Linked DNA regions of Mus musculus: region 2 is linked to region 1. The links are chromatin loops, found by intact Hi-C in ENCODE. Cell type or tissue: heart. All regions are shown on one strand. Each heading gives the region's core, and the rest is flanking DNA. Links, peaks and the distances in the headings are about the cores only. Region 1 has its middle 54 kb from the start of Gm40038. Region 2 has its middle 32 kb from the start of Gm25487.

Evidence for each region. Hi-C counts contacts between places; a loop is a spot of excess contacts. Peaks named below come from ENCODE experiments on the same cell type or tissue, not always from the same donor. Only the 100,000 strongest peaks of a DNase experiment are listed, where the experiment ranks them.
Region 2: it touches region 1 in a loop (5-fold over the local background); 2 of 42 quality-filtered maps call a loop at or near these places.

The regions. Positions count from the first base shown.
Region 1 is chr3:41,223,030-41,231,912 of GRCm38, forward strand. No RefSeq gene overlaps it. Among named protein-coding and RNA genes, the nearest start is that of Gm40038, 54 kb to the left of the region's middle. In heart, for the core only: a CTCF peak has its summit at 5,622 (motif pointing right); a DNase peak (open chromatin) is centred at 5,692; H3K4me3 peaks cover 346 bases; H3K27ac peaks cover 400 bases.
Region 2 is chr3:41,405,096-41,413,978 of GRCm38, forward strand. No RefSeq gene overlaps it. Among named protein-coding and RNA genes, the nearest start is that of Gm25487, 32 kb to the right of the region's middle. In heart, for the core only: a CTCF peak has its summit at 4,301; a DNase peak (open chromatin) is centred at 3,546; H3K4me3 peaks cover 1,171 bases; H3K27ac peaks cover 1,723 bases.

The DNA.
Region 1 (8,883 bases), core at 4,160-6,659:
CCCTGAGTTCAGTGTGATGGTTGGCTGTGAGCATCTGTATTGGTCAGGTGCTGGCAGAACTTCTCAGGGAACAGCCATACCAGGCTCCTGTCTGGGAGCACTTCTTGGCATCAGCAATAGTGTTTGGGTTTGGTGTCTGCAGATGGGATAGATCCCAAGGTGGGGTGGTCTCTGGATGACCTTTTCTTCAGTCTCTGCTCCATTTTTGTCCCTGCATTTCCTTTAGACAGGAACAACCCTGGGTTAAAAATGTTTAGATGGGTGGGTGGCCCTATCCCTCCACTGGGTGCCCCCATTCCTCCACTGGGTGCCATGCCTCTCTACTGGAAGTGGCCTTTGCGGGTTCTTTCTCCCCTTTGTTGGATATTTTGGCTAACACACATGGTATTTACTCACTGATAAGTGGATATTAGCCCCAAAGCTCACAATACCCCTGACACAACTCACAGACCATCTGAAGCTCAACAAGAAGGAACACCAGAGTGTGCATGCTTCAGTCCCACTTAGAAGGGGGAACAAAATAATCATAAGAGGTAGTGGGAGGGAGGAGGGGGAGGGGAAAAGGTGGGGCAGAATCAGGTATGGGAAGAGACAGGAGAGAAGTCCAGAGGGTCAGGAAAATGAATAGGAATAAGTAGCAATAGCGGGTGGGGAACTAGAAAGTTCCAGATACCAGGGAATTGAGAGGTTCCCAGGACCCAACTGGGATGACATTAGCCAAAATTCACAAGAAGCTCTTCGGTAAATTTCTCACTGACATCACCACAAGCAGAGCTCAGCAACTCAATGTAAGGTGACCAATATGTGTGTGTCATTAGCAAAGAATAATGAGGCAGAGCAAAGCAAGCCAAGGCTCGAACTCCCATTGTCTGTGGGGTCATACTTACATTCCTTCATCACGTGTCTGCTAAAGCAAAGCATCCCTTCACCTGTGTCTGCTTTAGTAAAACATCCTTTCACCTGTGTGCCCCAGCAAAACACCATTTGACATAACTTTCCAAAGAAACCAGAGGTTTCCATTTTATGTTTTAGAAAAAGGGATATTCGTAGACTATTATAATGTTTGACATTCTAATAGTATATATTCCTAAGATATTGTGCTGGCTGCCCCACCCCCACCCATGGTTTCTCTGTGTAGTCTTGGCTGTTCTGGAACTCACTCATTAGACCAGGCTGGACTTCAACTTAGAGATCTGCCTGCCTGTGCCTGCTGAGTGCTGGGAATAAAGGTGTGCGGCTTTGTGTTGGCTAGCTTTATGTCAACTTGACACAAGATATTTGAGAGGAGGGAACATCAATTGTGTCCAGATGATTGGACTGTAGGCAAGCCTATAGGGTATTTTCTTAGTGATTGATGTGGGAGGCCCAGCCTATTTTTGGTGGTGCCATCCCTGGGCTGGTTGTCCTGGGTTCTCTAAGAAAGCAGGCTGAGCAGGCCAGAGGAAGCAAGCTAGTAAGTAGCACTCCTTTATTGGCCTCTGCATCAGTTCCTGCCTCTAGGTTCCTGCCTTGTTTGAATTCCTGTCCTGATTTCTTTCAATAATCAACAATTATGTAGAAGCTTAAGCCAAATAAACTCTTTCCTCCTGAAGTTATTTTTGGTCACAGTATTTATCACAGTTACAATAATCCTAACTAGGGCATAAGTCTTTTATATATTGTATGCATGTAAGAATTCTCATAAGAAAAATTAATTGACCTATTTTTACTTCCAATGCTATACCTGAAGACACTTCTGGGACTTTTTAAATTTAATTTATTTTTTTTTTGCAGTTTTTAAAAAAAATATTCTTTAATCTTTTTTCACAGTCCAGACTTTATCCACTTCCTGTTCATCCTCCCAGTGTTCTGCATTTCACACCTCCTCCTCCTCCCCCTCACCTGGTCTACCCCACCCCACGTGACCTCCCCACTCCCCGGGGCCTCAAGTCTCTCAAGGATTAGGTACATCTTCTCTGACTGAGCCCAGACCCTGCAAGTCCTCTGCTGTATAGGTGTCAGGGACCTCGTATCAACTGGTGTATGCTGCCTGGTTAGTGGCTCACTGTCTGAAAGATCCTGGGAGCCAGGTTAATTAAGACCACTGGTTTTCCTACAGGGTTTCCCTCCTCAGCTTCCAGCTTTTCCCTAATTTAGCCACAAGTGGCCAGCAACTTCTGTCCATTGGTTGGGCGCAAGTATCTGCATCTGACTTTCAGCTGCTTGCTGGGCCTTTCAGAGGGCAGTCATGATAGATCAATGTTTGATGAATTCTTTGAACATTTTGTGTCCTATGTTTTGACCTCCCAGGTCCACCTCTGCCTCCATACCTCCCAGCTTTGTGTCCTTTTTAAAAGATTCAATAGGCCATTGACTCCAGTGTGTGCTGTCCATACATTTCTGGGTTTTAAGAGTCTAGGACCCAATCATATCTGCCTCAGAGATGAAGATCACTGGTTAAGAATGGTTCACTCTGAGAACCAAACCCGACAGTTTCCTTCAGTCCAACTTACAGCTTAATCTTTGTGTGCCGATTATACAGGAAAGTTGACTTGTAATTTGAGTTAGAGCCACATGAGACACACATCAGGTCCCTGACATGGGTGTTAGCAAGGCTTGTCAGCCCACTGCTCTAGAGAGCACGGACAAAATTTACAAAAATGCCCACGTTTGCTGAATGGGATGTGCCTTATCCACCGCTTCTCACTTGGAACTAAATAAACAGGCTTGTTCTTAATAGTCAGTCCTCCTTATCCACAACTTCTCTATCTGAGGGATCAACTAGGTGGAGGAGGAGGAAGAGGAGGAGGAGGCGATGGAGGAGGAGAAGGATGAAGAAGAGGAGGAGGAGGTGGTGGAGGAGGAGAAGGAAGAGGAGGACGAAAAGGAGGAGGAGGAAGAGATGGAAAAAGGAGAGCAGATGCTTGGCATGTATAGTACCCCCTAGTGATTTGCACAGCATTTACACTGTGTTATAAGGAACCAAGAGAAAGGATGTGGAAAATTGTGTGTCCCTTATACACAAATATTCCATTTCATATATGGATTTGAGCTTTGATGGGTTTTAGTATGTGCTGGGGTGCTGGAACCTATCCTCCAGGGATGCTGAGAGATGTGTGTGTGTGTGTGTGTGTGTGTGTGTGTGTGTGTGTACGTGTGTGTGTTGGAGATCAAGCACAGGTCTTTGCTTATGGGCTGCACCGCAGAGCAACGCCCCGACCCCACTCTGAGATAACAGGAGACACTCCTGAGATTTGAAACTCAGAAAACTCTTGTGTAAATGCCTCTTTATTATTTTTTTTGCATGTGTATGTGTGTTGTATGAATGCTTTTTTTTTGAATGTTCACATCCATGTGCATGTAAGGTTCAAAAGTTGATACCAGGTGTCTTCCTGACTGTTTCCTCCGTGTTCCCTGAAGCAGGTCCTTGATGGGTCCAGAGCTCATCAATATTGCCTATCATAGCTCCCTTCAGTGTTCTGGAGACCCTGTCTCTGTCTCCCAAGTGCCAGGATTAAAGGTGACTAGGTGACTATTTTACCCGTCTGGCTTTAATGTGGGTTCTGTGGATCCAAACTCCGGCCCTCACAAACGCACAGGGGCAGTTTGTCCACCGAGTCACCTTCTCAGTCCCCAAAGCCAGTGTTTCTTCTCCAACTGAAAGGCTTCCACTTATCTCCTGGGTTGGATGCATCTCGGTCCCAGAGCTGTAGCCATCTCTTTTCTATACATTTCCTGAAGCCGAAAAGAAAGACAAGCATGGCTTAATAAAGCCACAGCAGGGGTCTGAAGAATCAGCGAGTGCCCACTGATGCCCATAGGGGCAACTTGGAGCCAAGCCACTCCATGGAAGACCTTCTGCAGGTAGTTATTTTTGGATAACAATCTAAGATGTGTCAAAGCAGAAACAGAAATAACTGGAGGCAGAAACCATGGCTTGCTGCCTTGAAGTCATGTGTGTCCTATGGTTGATTTCAGCTTTTTTGTGACACGGTCAAAAGATCTCAGGATTTAATGCCTCTCTTCGCACAATCTCTCTCCCCTGGGGACGAGGGAACTGGGCCAAAACATTCTATAGAACCAGCACTCTAAGCAGCAGCCTCTATAGCAACAGAACAGGTAGGGAACAGCTGCAGTGGTTTCTGTCCAATTTTCCTTCCAAATAATCCAGATATCTAAGAGATAAGAAAACACAAATACCAAAAATCTCACTAGAATTCTGGATTAACGACAGCTCTGTCTTGTCTCCATTTTGATACACCAGCTGATAATTGGACTATAGCTGGGTCTAAAAATAACACACAGTATATTAAAATAATATTCCTAGGCTACATTTCCAAAGTGGTATTCTGGGACTTCTGTGCATTAATCCTGTAACAATAACAGGATTTGTGCTTTCACCTCCCCTGGCGTAGCTTTGAAAATCTAGCCCAAAGCAGCTAACATTGCTGTTTAAATCTTCCTTTCACATCTGCAGGGAAATGTGGAGATTAAAAAAAATATATGACAAGCCAACAGCTAAAATGACCTATACTTGGGAGAATCAGAGAAACACCTATTTCCTCTCAGGAACTGGGCCAATCAATATAAATATTTCAAAAGGACCATCATGCAATGAAAGCCTTGGAATTTGTATCCTACTTCAGAACACCCTAGATATTTCCAATGTGGACACATCCAGTTTTCCACTGGGGAGGGGGATGTTGTGATGGCTGAGCTGGGATGCTCTCCAGTGAATGAGTACAGGAGACTGTATTTATGTGTGCCTGTGTGGGTGTATACATGCATGTTAGTGTGTATATGAGCCTCTGTGTGTGTGTGTATTAAAGAAAGAGAGGATATGTGTGTGTGTGTGTATATATATATATATATATATATATATATATATTTATATATTTGAATGAATACATGAGCCCTGTGTGCATGTATGCTTGGGTATATGTGTATGTATATATGTGTGAACATCTGTGTGTGCTTCTGCATATATATGTATATATGTATATGTGTGTATGTATATATATATATGAGAGAGAGAGAGAGAGAGAGAAAGAAAATATATATCTTTGTGTGTATGAGCCTCTGTGTATATGTGCCTGTATGTATCTGTATGAGAGTAAAATTGAGCCTATGTGTATGTACCCCAAAATGTGTATATAAGATTGTGTGTGTATGTGTATGTCTGAGTGCATGTGTGTGAGTGGATGTGTGTCTGTGTGTGTAAGGATGGGAAAGAAGGCTGCCATTACTCTCTATGTTGAAACTTAGGTGAATCTCGGGGATTAGGTGTTACTGCTCACAGTGGCTAAGAAACTGCACATCCTAAAATCTGCACACAGTTCTAAATTGAAGCTCTAAATAGCACTGGATTGAAGTGACAGGAGTGTTTCGACAATACCATTAATTGCATTCCACTAATTGAGAAGAGCTTTTGTGCAGTTAGGTTTGTGGTGGGCTGGATTTAGTCATTTAGGTGCCCCTCAGGCTGCCTCTGCTTTCCGCCTGCCATGCCTTTGAAATTCTAAAAAGGAAAAGAAGGCCAACATGCAGAGCAATTATTTCAGAACAGATTGCCCGGTAACATTTCATATTATCACTGAAATCCATCCTTTCTGGGACAGAGTCTTGCTCTGGCCATGAACATCCAAGAGATGGCAGCACCCCTGCTCTGATGACTGGCTGTGTCCCTCCAGACAGCTCACCGCAGAGGTCTTGTCATTGCGTCACCTGAAAGCCAGTTTAGAGGGTGGAGGTGGGGGAGGCATAGCATTCTCAGCTCTCAGTTCTTCTGGAGAGTTCCGGAAACAGGCGCGTTGACTGTTTGAAACGTATTTGAAAAGGGTTTCTTTTTTTTTCCCCTTGAAATCCCCTGTTCTGTGCCATATCTTTCTAAGACCACTTAGGTGTTCCCTGGCTTTCTCCTGGAGGGAGGAAGGAAGATCTGCAGTTGCCAGGGATCCCCTGAGCCTTATTTTCAATTCCTGTCCTTCCTTTTTATAAACATGGGGAGGTGGGAATTGCATTATTAGCAATTGCGCTTTGAACATGTATGTGTTCAAGGCACTTAGCTCAGCATTGAGAATGTGACACAGCCTACATCAGGACAGCTTTTTTTCTTCCCCACCGACTCTCTCAGCAACCCTTCTCCCAATCTCCTGCTAAAAATATTCTGCAGAGCAAATAGATGTTGAGACAGCGTCAAACCCTGCAGGAATGAGTGACAGTATAACCTGCCATGCTAAGTATCAGATGCCTGACACGAAAAGCATTTGCTGACATACACGAGGGAGCGTCAAGGCTGGGTAGACAGGTCAGCGTCTAGGTCTCTGGGACCCACCCTTCTTCATGTATCCTGCCTGAATATTTGGAGAGCAATTGCTGGGACACACTGAGGTGGCCTGCTGACAGGGTTTTGAACGTGATTCAGGGGCAAGACTGTTATGGATAACTAGTGTCCCATGGCAGGCCACAGCACCTAGGACCTAGGGCCAACTCAGGGACTTCCTATGTCCACCTTATCCATTACAGAGGCTAGGACTCTGTGTCCATCATTGTGGGATCCCACTTGACTTGGCTTTGACCCAGCATCTTCTCATTGGCTCATTTCTTCAGCCTTGTGACCTCAACAATCTGTCCTCAGTCCAGGAACACGGCCACATGGTTTGTGTTTCCTGTATACAGCGTTTCAGTGTCTGATCTATGAAGCTGTTACTCAATGACTACACACTCAAGATTTCCAGTTGATGGTCAGGGCAAGGAGGAAGAGGAGAATGAACTGGCACACTACACATCTGTCTGTAGAGAGCTTTGGAGCCAGGCCACCAGAGGAATGCTGCCCAAGCATCATCACCTTCAGAAAGAGCTGCCCTTCTTCTCAGGAGGAATGTTGAAGACACTGGCAAATTACTGAGAGTGATAATGTTCTCCCAGGCTCAGCAATGGTGGGCACCCTGCTATCATTCTCTGACGGGTTTCTCAGACTTGAGGACAGTTGAACTCTTTAAATATCTGTCTGTCTATCTATCTATCTATCTATCTATCTATCTATCTATCTATCTATCTATCTATCCATCCATCCATCCATCCATCCATCCATCCATCCATCCATCCATCCATCTATCTATCTATCTATCTATCTATCTATCTATCTATCTATCTATCTATCTATCTATCTATCTATCTATCATCTATATCTATCTATCTATCTATCTATCTATCTATCTATCTATCTATCTATCTATCTATCTATCTATCTATCTATCATCTCTATCTATCTATCTATCTATCTATCTATCTATCTATCTATCTATCTATCTATCTATCTATCTGTGTGTGCCTGCTTGTTTGTATGTGCATTACATGTATCAATGTGCTCTTGGAGGCTAGAAGAGGGTATTGGATACCCTGTAACTGGAGTTACAGGTATTTGTAAGCTGCTGCGTGGATGCTGGGACCCAAATGTTGGTCCTCTGCAAGAGCAGCAACTATTCTTAGTCACTGAACCACCTTTGCACAGCCCAGAGGGTTGAACTTTTTTTTTTTTTTCCTTTTTTGGTTTTTTGAGACAGGGTTTCTCTGTGTAGCCCTGGCTGTCCTGGAACTCACTTTGTAGACCACGCTGGCCTCGAACTCAGGAATACTCCTGCCTCTGCCTCCCAAGTGCTGGGATTAAAGGCATGTGCCACCACTGCCTGGCCTGAGGCTTGAACTCTTAACTCTCCATGTTTGTGGAAATTCAGTCATCCACAATCATCTAGTCTTCAATGATTCCAGACAGCTGAAGTGCAGAACCTCTGTTTTAACTGTGGTGGCATGTAACTTTGCACAACATGTGTTTGTTTGGGTTGGGAGAGATTAGATACCAGTCTCTGTGTAATAAGCAAATCTTCCTCAGTGACACTTAATACTTTGTTTAAGAGACAGGTCGAATACTACTGCTCGGTGCCCATGGTGAATATGGCAATCAGTGCATTGGTTGTTGCCCAGTGAGTTGGCCACAGCCCTGGCTGGTAGAGCCAAGCCATCTGGAGCAGGGGCACACAGTTCATGGTAGACACAGGCCAGAGAGATGCTATGGCCTCATGGCCCTGCTCTGCTTTCCTCCAGGCATCTCCTTGTCATGCCGAGGGACTCTGGCAAAGCAAGGCAGGCCCCACAGACAGAGTGTTAGTGTTTGGTCTTTTCCACTTGCACCCCAGGACTGGGAAGTGCTCTCTTCTCCTCAGCTACTTGTCTTGAGAATCTGAACACCCCGCCTCTATTCCTTCATTCAGAGCCAGTGTCAGCCATAGATGCCAACAGGAACATATGGTCTGTGACATGAGCACAGATTGTGGTTAGGTCTTCAGAGGTGACAAAAGTCGCCAAGTACACCTGCAGAACCTTCTGTGGACAGTGAATTTGGTCACCCATCCTGTTGCTTTGCAGTATTACACGGATCATTGTCTAAAGATTTTTATTACCTGTTGTCTCCAGTTGAAAGTTTGAATGGAATAGGTGGATTATGAGTTCTATGATAGAAAGAAATAGAGTGTTCTAGCCTCTTCTCTCTTCCTGGCATGTCTAACTCAAGGGTCTTCCACTTGCTCATTGTTTCACTCCCAGTAGCTTCTCAGTCAGCCACGATCAGGGATATGGGAAGTTCTAGAGATGAATAATTTATATTTGAAGTTATACGCCACTCTGGGTGGCTTTGTGGAATCTCGTATCACCATTGCATCCTGTCGGGAACACGAGTCATTTAGGCCAAGTGATCTGTTCGCCCCACTGTGGGGTAGCCACTGTGCTATCAGACTGTGCCCATAGAGGAGTCTGAAGGCTCTGCTATCATCTGAAGCATCAGTCATCCAGGGGTGATCTTGGAACATGGCCCTCTCAGAGAAGTGGATGATCACTGTGCAAACAGTG
Region 2 (8,883 bases), core at 3,213-5,712, 180 kb after region 1:
ATGATTGCTGTCAGTCAAGCTGTGCCCACAGGCCTGAAACTTCCTGTTGGAAGGCAAAGCAGGGCTGCCTATCTGCTCAAAGTTAGGAGCACCATTCCTTTTTTTTTTTAATTGGATATTTTCTTTATTTACATTTCAAATGTTATCCCCTTTCCTGGTTTCCCCTCTGAAAAACATCCTCCCCATATCCCTTCCCCCTCCCCCTTCCTCCTGCCCACCAACCCACTCACTCTCTGCTTCCTGGCCCTGGCATTCCCCTATACTGGGGCATGTAATCTTCACAAGACCAAGGAACTCTCCTCCCATTAATGACCGATTAGGCCATTCTCTGCTACATATGCAGCTAGAGCCATGAGTCCCACCCTGTGTTTTCTTTGATTAGTGGTTTAGTCCCAGGGAGCTCTGGGGGGTACTGGTTAGTTCATATTGTTGTTCCTTCTATGGGGCTGCAAACCCCTTCAGATCCTTGGGTTCTTTCTCTAGCTCCTTCATTGGGGACCCTGTGCTTCGTCCAATAGATGGCTGTGAGCATCCACTGCTGTCTTTGTGAGGCACTGGCAGAGCCTCACAAGAGAGAGCTATATTAGGGTCCTGTCAGCCAAATCTTTCTGGCATATGCAGTAGTGTCTGGGTTTGGTGGTTGTAAATGGGATGGATCCTCAGGTAGGGCAGTCTCTAGATGGTCATTTCTTCAGTATCTACTCCACACTTTGTCTCTGTAACTCCTTCCATGGGTGTTTTGTTTCCCTCTTCTAAGATGGATAGAAGTATCCACACTATGGTCTTCCTTCTTCTTGAGTTTCATGTGGTTTGTGAATTGTGTCTTGGGTATTCTGAGCTTCTGGGCTAATATACACTTATCAGTGAGTGCATATCATGTATGTTCTTTTGTGATTGGGTTACCTCACTCAGGATGATATACTTCAGATTCATCCATTTGCCTACAAATTGCATAAATCATTGTTTTTAATATCTGAGTAGTACTCCATTGTGTAAATGTACCACATTTTCTGTATCCCATTCTTCTGTTGAGGGACATCTGGGTTCTTTCCAGCTTCTGGCTATTATAAATATGGTTGCTATGAACATAGTGGAGCATGTGTTCTTATTACATGATGGAGCATCTTCTGGGTATATGCCCAGGAGTGACATTGCTGGCTCCTCAGGTAGTATTATGTCTAATTTTCTGAGGAACCACCAAACTGATTTCCAGAGTGGCTGTACAAGCTTGCAATCCCACCAGCAGCGGAGGATAGGAATGCCATTCTTATCTCATCTCTTTCTACACCTCTAAAGCAAGCTGGATTCACCCACTGTGCTTTTTCCTATCGACCCAAGTTAGCATAAGAATCCATAGGGAAGATCAGGACAAATGGAATAGTTAGAAAATATTGAAGAATTAAAAGTTGTAGCAAGCAAGCCATTCCCTGAGGGCGGGAGTTCAGGAGAGCTAGCCCTGCCCCTCGTGAGTGGTGGCATGGGCCGGGGATAAATGCTTTCCCTTCAGCCTCTCACTGCCTGTGGCAGGTGAGTGAGCTGCCTCCAAGGGCTTTAGAGTGGTTGAGCCAGCCCAACACATGGGTGAGCTAGCACGGGGCAAAGCTGGAGATCTTGCCCTGGGTGTGGGTGCAGGAGAGCTGGCAGACTGACCAATTCAGCTACCACCCAGGCCCACATTCAGGGCTTTGAATTGGCCCACCCGAACATCTACCACATCTATGAGCTACTGGAGCACATGAAGGGACCAGTCCTGCAGAGATAAAGCTGCAGGGTCTCCATGGATATGGAGGGCAACAACAGGATATCCAAGAGGAGCCCCGGTGAGGATCCAGTATTGACAGTTTAGCAGAAGCCAGAGGCTTCAAATCATACCAGACTCATTGCAATGAACATTTGCAAGTAAAGACATTTGGACAAAACTGTATACTGTATGATACCATGACACACTGCAGCTTCATTAGTGAAATGAGTTTGTTTGTTTCTTCTTTCCTTTCTTTTAATTTATTTTTATTTTTTTGTTTTCTTTTCTGAGGAGGTTGCAAGGACTGAGGGCAGATACAAACGGAGGGGAAAGGAGTGGGATTAGAGTGTGTAATATGAATCAAAAAACGTTAGACAAAAGTTGCAACTGGCAAGCTTTGTATTGCTAGTGAAATTTCAAACATTGTCAAATACTATTTTTTTTAATAAATAAACATATTGAGGGTGTTAAAATAACTGTCAGCAACATGCAATTCAGTTTCATCAAAGCAAACCCAGTTGTCCTGCGATATACAGCCTAGGTTCACATTTGCAGATGACATTGCCTGGTATAATAGAGAAAGCTTAGCAAACCCAGATGTGAGTTTGCAGTTTATCACTGATTGCTTACTGTCTTTGGTTGAGTACCCTTCTGTGTGCTTCAGTACTTTCCCAGAAGGCAAGAAAGATACCTGACTGAGTGGGCCATTGGTAAGGATGCAGCTTTAGAAGAACCAGCCTAAAACAGAGCCTGATACACAGGGACTTAATGGTAAGCCTCCATGTTACTTATCACCTGAGCACAAGACTCTCATGACAGTGACAGGTACAAGGACCCTTTAACACGATAAATACTGAAGGAACAGCTGTGGTATTAGATATAGAGAGTTTGCCTAGTACTCATTTAGTCCTGGGCCCTACTATCAGCACTATATATGCCCCCTTTTAGTGGCTCAGGGCTGTAATCCCAGCCTTGACAGGTGGAGGCAGGAAGATTAGAAGTTCAATGTCATCTTTAGCTAGATGGTAAATTTGAGGTCAGCCTGATCTAAATGAGAACTTGTTGCTTTTTTTTTTTTTTTAAAGAAAGTAATAAAAGGCCTACAAGGAACTGGCAGAAGCAGGGAACTGTATGATGCCACCAGGGAGGTCTCAGACCATCCGGCCCACTACACCAGTCACAACGCATGGACAAGTGAGTGCAAGACGTTTTGAGGCCTGCAATGTGGCTAGTAGGTGAAAGTTGGATGATCTGAGGTCAGCATCTGGAACTCTCCCGTGGAAAGGAGAAATGACCCCCTACAAGTTGCCCTCTGATCTCCACACAGATGCCATGCTCACACATGTGAGCCCACTCGTGCCTGTGCACACATGCACGCATGCACACACAGTCACTCACGCTTTCATGTACACTAATAAATAAAATTTATTTTTTTAAAAAGTAAAGTTTTTAAAGTGAGCAATTTGCGTGGAAGCAAAAATAATAGGCGAAAAATGTGCTTAACCAATAAAAAATAATTTTGCCCACTTTATCCAGAATTAGCCTAGTGGTGTCTGTTACCCCTAGCCCCTTGCGAGCTCAGGAAAGGGCAGATTTCTCAGTGGTTGCAGAAATGTCAGTGTCGAACGCTTCCCCTCGCCTCCTGTATTGCAAACCTTTTCTCTCTATTGCCTCATTCCCCACGCACCTCTTATGGGCAGTTTGCCTAAGATTTTCTTCCCGTTCTCCCTGTGTGGCCACGTGGCTAGGCTGACATAAGCTTGTCGGGGTGGAGTATATGCGTGCCAGGATGCAGGCAGGCAGTCATGTGACCTGGCCCCAGCAGCTTTGAATCTACCACGTCTGAGATTTCCATGACGCACCTGCTGCCGTCACACCCCCTCCCTTGTAAATAAATAGTCAAATCTTTTCTGAAAGTGACTTTGACAAAGAGCAGCTTAAATCCGCCGAATTGTGGGCGAATGACCTGTTATCTAGGAGTAAAACAACTGCGGATAATCACCTCCTTCGCCCCCATCCCCACCCCTGCCCCCGTGTCCTTTGCGCTTCTGCTGACCACTTCTGCTGAGACAAAAGGACAGGATCTTTAGAGATCGCTCTGGCTTGATTAGCATGCTGATCTAGGAGGCAGGTTTCTGGGTTCTCACCCAACTTTTTGGCTGCTATTCAGAGGATTTAACAGCGCTCTTTGTCAATAGTATAGTGTACAAAGCCCATCTAAAAATAGAACATTTCCAGGGTCTGGATCGCGTGCGTAGCTTGAGTGGCAAAGGCTGTGTTGTACAAGACAGATTACAGGCAAGTTACTCCCCGGTACTTTATATGCAGGGCTGTTCACACGCTTCGTTTTCGTCTGGTTGGGTTAAATAATGCAAACACATTTACCAGTGTACATGGTTGTTTATTTGTGCTCTGGAGAGTGTGTGTGTGTGTTTATGATGGAGAGATCTACATGTTCTGCTCTGTGAAAATCAAACAAAGCTGTCCCCAATGAGGTCAGTGGTGGAGTTAAGCAGTGTGGCCCACACTCCTGAGAGCCACTGACTGACACCCGGTGGTTGTTAAAGGCAGGTCCTGCTGTGCTTGCTGCCCTAGAGGATTTTTGCAGGGTGTGGGAGTCAAATAGAGGCTCTGACAACCAGTGGGTCCCCTGGATCTAGATGGAGCCTCTGTGATCCTCGTGTGGGAAAGTTCTGCATGATGGAGAGTTTCTCACCCTGTGACAGGTGGCTTGCTCTTCCCCTCCCTCACTCCTTAGACTGGGTGGGCTTGCCCCACCCCCATGCTGAGGTGGTTGTCCTTGGTGAGTGTGGAAGCAAGAATCACTGAGATTCAGAGAAGCCAACAGAGGGAGGCACTCACAGGAACATAAAACCAGAAAATTATTTTCTGAACCAAAGACGCTGGGAACGGGTGTTTGAGAGCCCAAACGACACCTTCTTCTGTTTTGATCTATAACTGGAGGGTGTTCCTGTATCTTGGGGAGAGAGGAATTTTTGCATGCCAAAACACAATGCAATGATCTTTTACATAAATAACCTTTAACGCACTTGGAGAGTCACCCTCGGTGAAGGCTCGGTCTTTCTGGCAGGTGGACTTCCTTCTAGGATACGGAAACTCAGAACAGGGACAGTTCTTGGAGGAGCTGGGCCAGGAAATACGATATAGAAGATTTAAAAAACCCAGCCTGTCATTTTGGCAAACTCTTCTCCTACCCAGATTTTATGGCTTTAAATTGATACACGTTGGGTGAATTGGGTCTGACAGTCTAGCGGCAGTCCATATTGATTCCCCTCTCTCCCTTGCTTCTGTGGGGTGACTTTGGAAGAGTCATGTGAAGTTACTGCTTCCCCACCCCAACCCTGCATACAATCCTTATCTATGGAACCGGGAGAAGAGCCGAAGCAAAGCATTTGGTACTTGGTAATAGAGTCACTGTAATCACCATTGGTCCCCGCAGCCTTACTTGTTGATCTCTCTCAAAATAGGGGTCTTGATTGTTGACACTGAGTGTCATCTGGAGAGGACAGGGGAGTCAAGCCTCTCCTCACACCTGTGAGGGATTATCTAGGATTAAGTTAACTAAGGTGGGAGACCCTCCTTAACCACGGGAGGGTCGAACCATTTTAAAGGTGAAGGTAATGAATTTTATAGGTGGAAGAGTAAGGAGAAGCTTCATTCTACCAGTCACCTCTCTCTGCTTCCTGAGGGTTGAAGCAGTGTGACTCGACTTGCCAGCCTCCTCTCCAGCCAAGATGAAGGATAACCTGTTCAACTGTGAGCCAGAATAAAACCCTTCTTTCTTTAAGTTGCTTCTTGCCAGGTATTTTGTTATAGCCACAAAAGAGTAGCTAATGCAGGCGTCATCTCATACACTGAATCCTAAATATTTCATTTATAATAATTGTATTTAAATGCAAGTACAGGAGTCTTGTGCCGTGCTGCATGGGTGGAGGTCAGAGGATGGCTTTCAGGAGTCGGTTACCTCGTCCCACCGTGGATTCTGGGCATTGAATTCAAGTCAATAGGCTTGCGTAGAAGTATTTTACCTACCGAGCTCTCTCTCCAGCCCTTTGACACACCACCACCGTCATCACTATTGTTATCCTGACCATTGAAGAATGAGTCACTCATCAGAACGCAAGAAATCAGTCAGCCCTTTATCACCAGCTCGACCATAATGAGGGTTAATTTCTCCTTGGAACTGATTTGAAAGATAACATAAACCATTATCTTGGTCATTATGGCATTTCCTCAGACTGGATTTTATTTTTCATGCAAAAGGAATTATGATTTTTCTTCAATAAGACAGATTTGGGTTTACTTCCCGAAAGAGCCAGGAGAACAATGGAAATTTCATCTCTTGTCTGAGACGGAACATTCAAACCAACAAGGGAACAAAACCAAACCAAGTGTGAAGAGCGTGAGCTCGGGAGGCACCTTGCACAGTTCCGCCGTCGGAACGGCCAAATGGCTTCCTAAAGTGATGGGCACAGCACAAGATGTACCAGTGTTTATGAAGTTAGGGAGGTGCATGGAATAGTTCTGCAAGAGAAAAATCAGAGACACTCGGCAAAATGGAGGGTGACACCTTCCAAGATTGGCTTCCAGCACTGGCTTCTAAACCCACTCTGCAAAGAATTGCTGTTACAAAGCCTTATTTTTTACTGATTTTCACCTGGGAGTTAACCAAATCCCCACATTAGACCATTGCTCTAGCCAAACACTTGAGAAAAAGCACCTTAAGAAAACAAGGAAAAAAAAAAAGCCGGGCGTGGTGACACACGCCTTTAATCCCAGCACTCGGGAGGCAGAGGCAGGAGGATTTCTGAGTTCGAGGCCAGCCTGGTCTACAAAGTGAGCTCCAGGACAGCCAGAGCTATAAAGAGAAACTCTGTCTCGAAAAAAAAAAAAAAAAAAAAAACAAAAACAAAAACAAAAACAAACAAACAAACAAAAAAACCAAGGGTTTGTTTGGGCTAGCAGTTAAAGGATACACAGCTTGTCATGGCAGAGAATGCACCGAGGTCAGAGCACAAAGTGGGTCGGAGGACAAAGCAGCTTAATACAGGGCATGAATGGTGAGCTGGAGATGACCTTGAGAGGTAAGTGGCTTGATGCCAATCCTAACAACCTGAGTTCAAGTCCCAGGGTCCACATCATAGGAGACAACTGACGCCTGCAAGATGTCTTCTAACTTCCACGAATGGACACAGATATGCACATGTGCACACACACACACACACACACACACACACACACACACACACCACAAATACAATTTGAAAGATGAACGTTGGTGCTCATCTTGCCTTCTTTCTTTCCCTTTTATTCAGTATGGAACCCCAGACTGTGGGAAGTGCTGGGTAGGTCTTGACTTCTCTGCTAACCCTCTCCAAAACCACCTTCACAGCCACTAGAGGTCTGTCTGTAGATGACTAAAATTCAGTCAAGGTGATACTAAGGTCCCTATATGGTCCCCATATACGTCTCTGACAAATGTATAAGTAGTTTGGAACTATTTATGGATCTTTCACATCAATTCACTATAAAAATCGTATTGAGTCAGGACATGGTGGTGTATGCCTTAAATCTCAGCAATTGGGAGGCAGAGGCAGAGGGGCAGAGGGGCAGAGACAGGCAGAGACAGAGGCACAGATATCTGGGTTTGAGGCTAGCTTAGTCTACAAAGCAAGTTCTAGGACAGCCAGGACTATACAAAGAATCCCTGTCTCTAAAAAATAAAAATAAAAAAATTCATAGTGAAAAGGCAGTGAATTTTGAAAATTGCCTTCATTTCATTTTTGCTGACCAGATAATAATTGTTTGCTTTTTCCTCATATGGAAAATGTAAACAAAATGCACCACCATTTCCATCAAAGGGTTAAATAGGACAAAACCACATATTAAAAACAAAAAAAACAAAAAACTGTAAAGAAGCCACATGGCAGGAATTCAAATTCCCTCAGGGTCAGCACTTCTGAAAATATGAGGATGTGCTCAGGGTTGCTTCCTCTTCTCAAAAGTTGTGTTCTGCCTTTCAGCGAAGCCATTTGAGAAGGCAACTGAGGAGAAGCGTGAGGCCAAGCTGTGGTCACTCAGAGTGAGGCACAGAACCCCTTTGCACACAAATGGAAGATTATGGGGACAGGGAAGGCAGATAACCAGCCCAACACTAAAGAGAGGGAGAAGGCTAGGCTGACTCCATGACAGACTTCAAACTGGCAGTTAAGGAGACAGGGCCTAAACCTGAGCAAGTCCAGGCAAGCCTAGGTGAATAGAAAAACCCTAGGCTCCAGCCTTCAGCCCCAGGTAATGTAATGTCCCAGACACCTGGCCTGAGGCAGGGGCAATGGGTCAGCAGCAGTTTCCAGATTTTCCTCAGCTACTTCCTCAGTAGTAGTTCCCAGACCTCCCCAGCAAGGTTCCAGCCCCCACACCCAGGTAATGAAATGTCCTTTGAGATGGACCCAACAGATTAACATAGAGGTCACCCATCCCAGAGTTCCCTAATGTGCTTTAAATTAGGCCTAAAGCTCACTTGGGGGGTCTGTCTTGGTAATGGGGAGATGCCAGCATGCTGGACTTCTGCAGAATAAAACACTCTTTGAGTTTATATCCTGAGTCCAGGGTGTTATTCTTCCTCAAATCATGGACCCTTACAAGAGCAGCCGCCTCAGACACTAACCTTATTGACTTTTTTTTTTAATGTTTGACTCTCTGTGTGTGCATGTGACTATGTTGTATATGTGTTCATGTGTGGGGCATGCACAGACATGTGGAGGCTAGATGTAGATGTCATGTGTCTTCCTCAACTTTTCTCCTTAGTTTTTGAGAGCTTCATAGGTGAACAACACTGGATCTACATGCTAGCTCCTCTGTCTATCTTCCAACTCCTCCTTCGTGCCCTCTCTCCTGAACTCACTTCATTCATGATGTCTTCTTTAATGGTTATGTGTGTGTGTGTGTGTGTGTGTGTGTGTGTGTGTGTGTGTGTGTGTGTGCATATGTGCATGTGTGAATACATGTGTGTGTTCAACCTACTCTACAATCTATTGAGTCTGTTTACCTTTGCCCACATGTACTTGTGTCCATGGCTGACTACTGGGTTGGACCACCTATTGAAAAGGAGGGAGACAGGT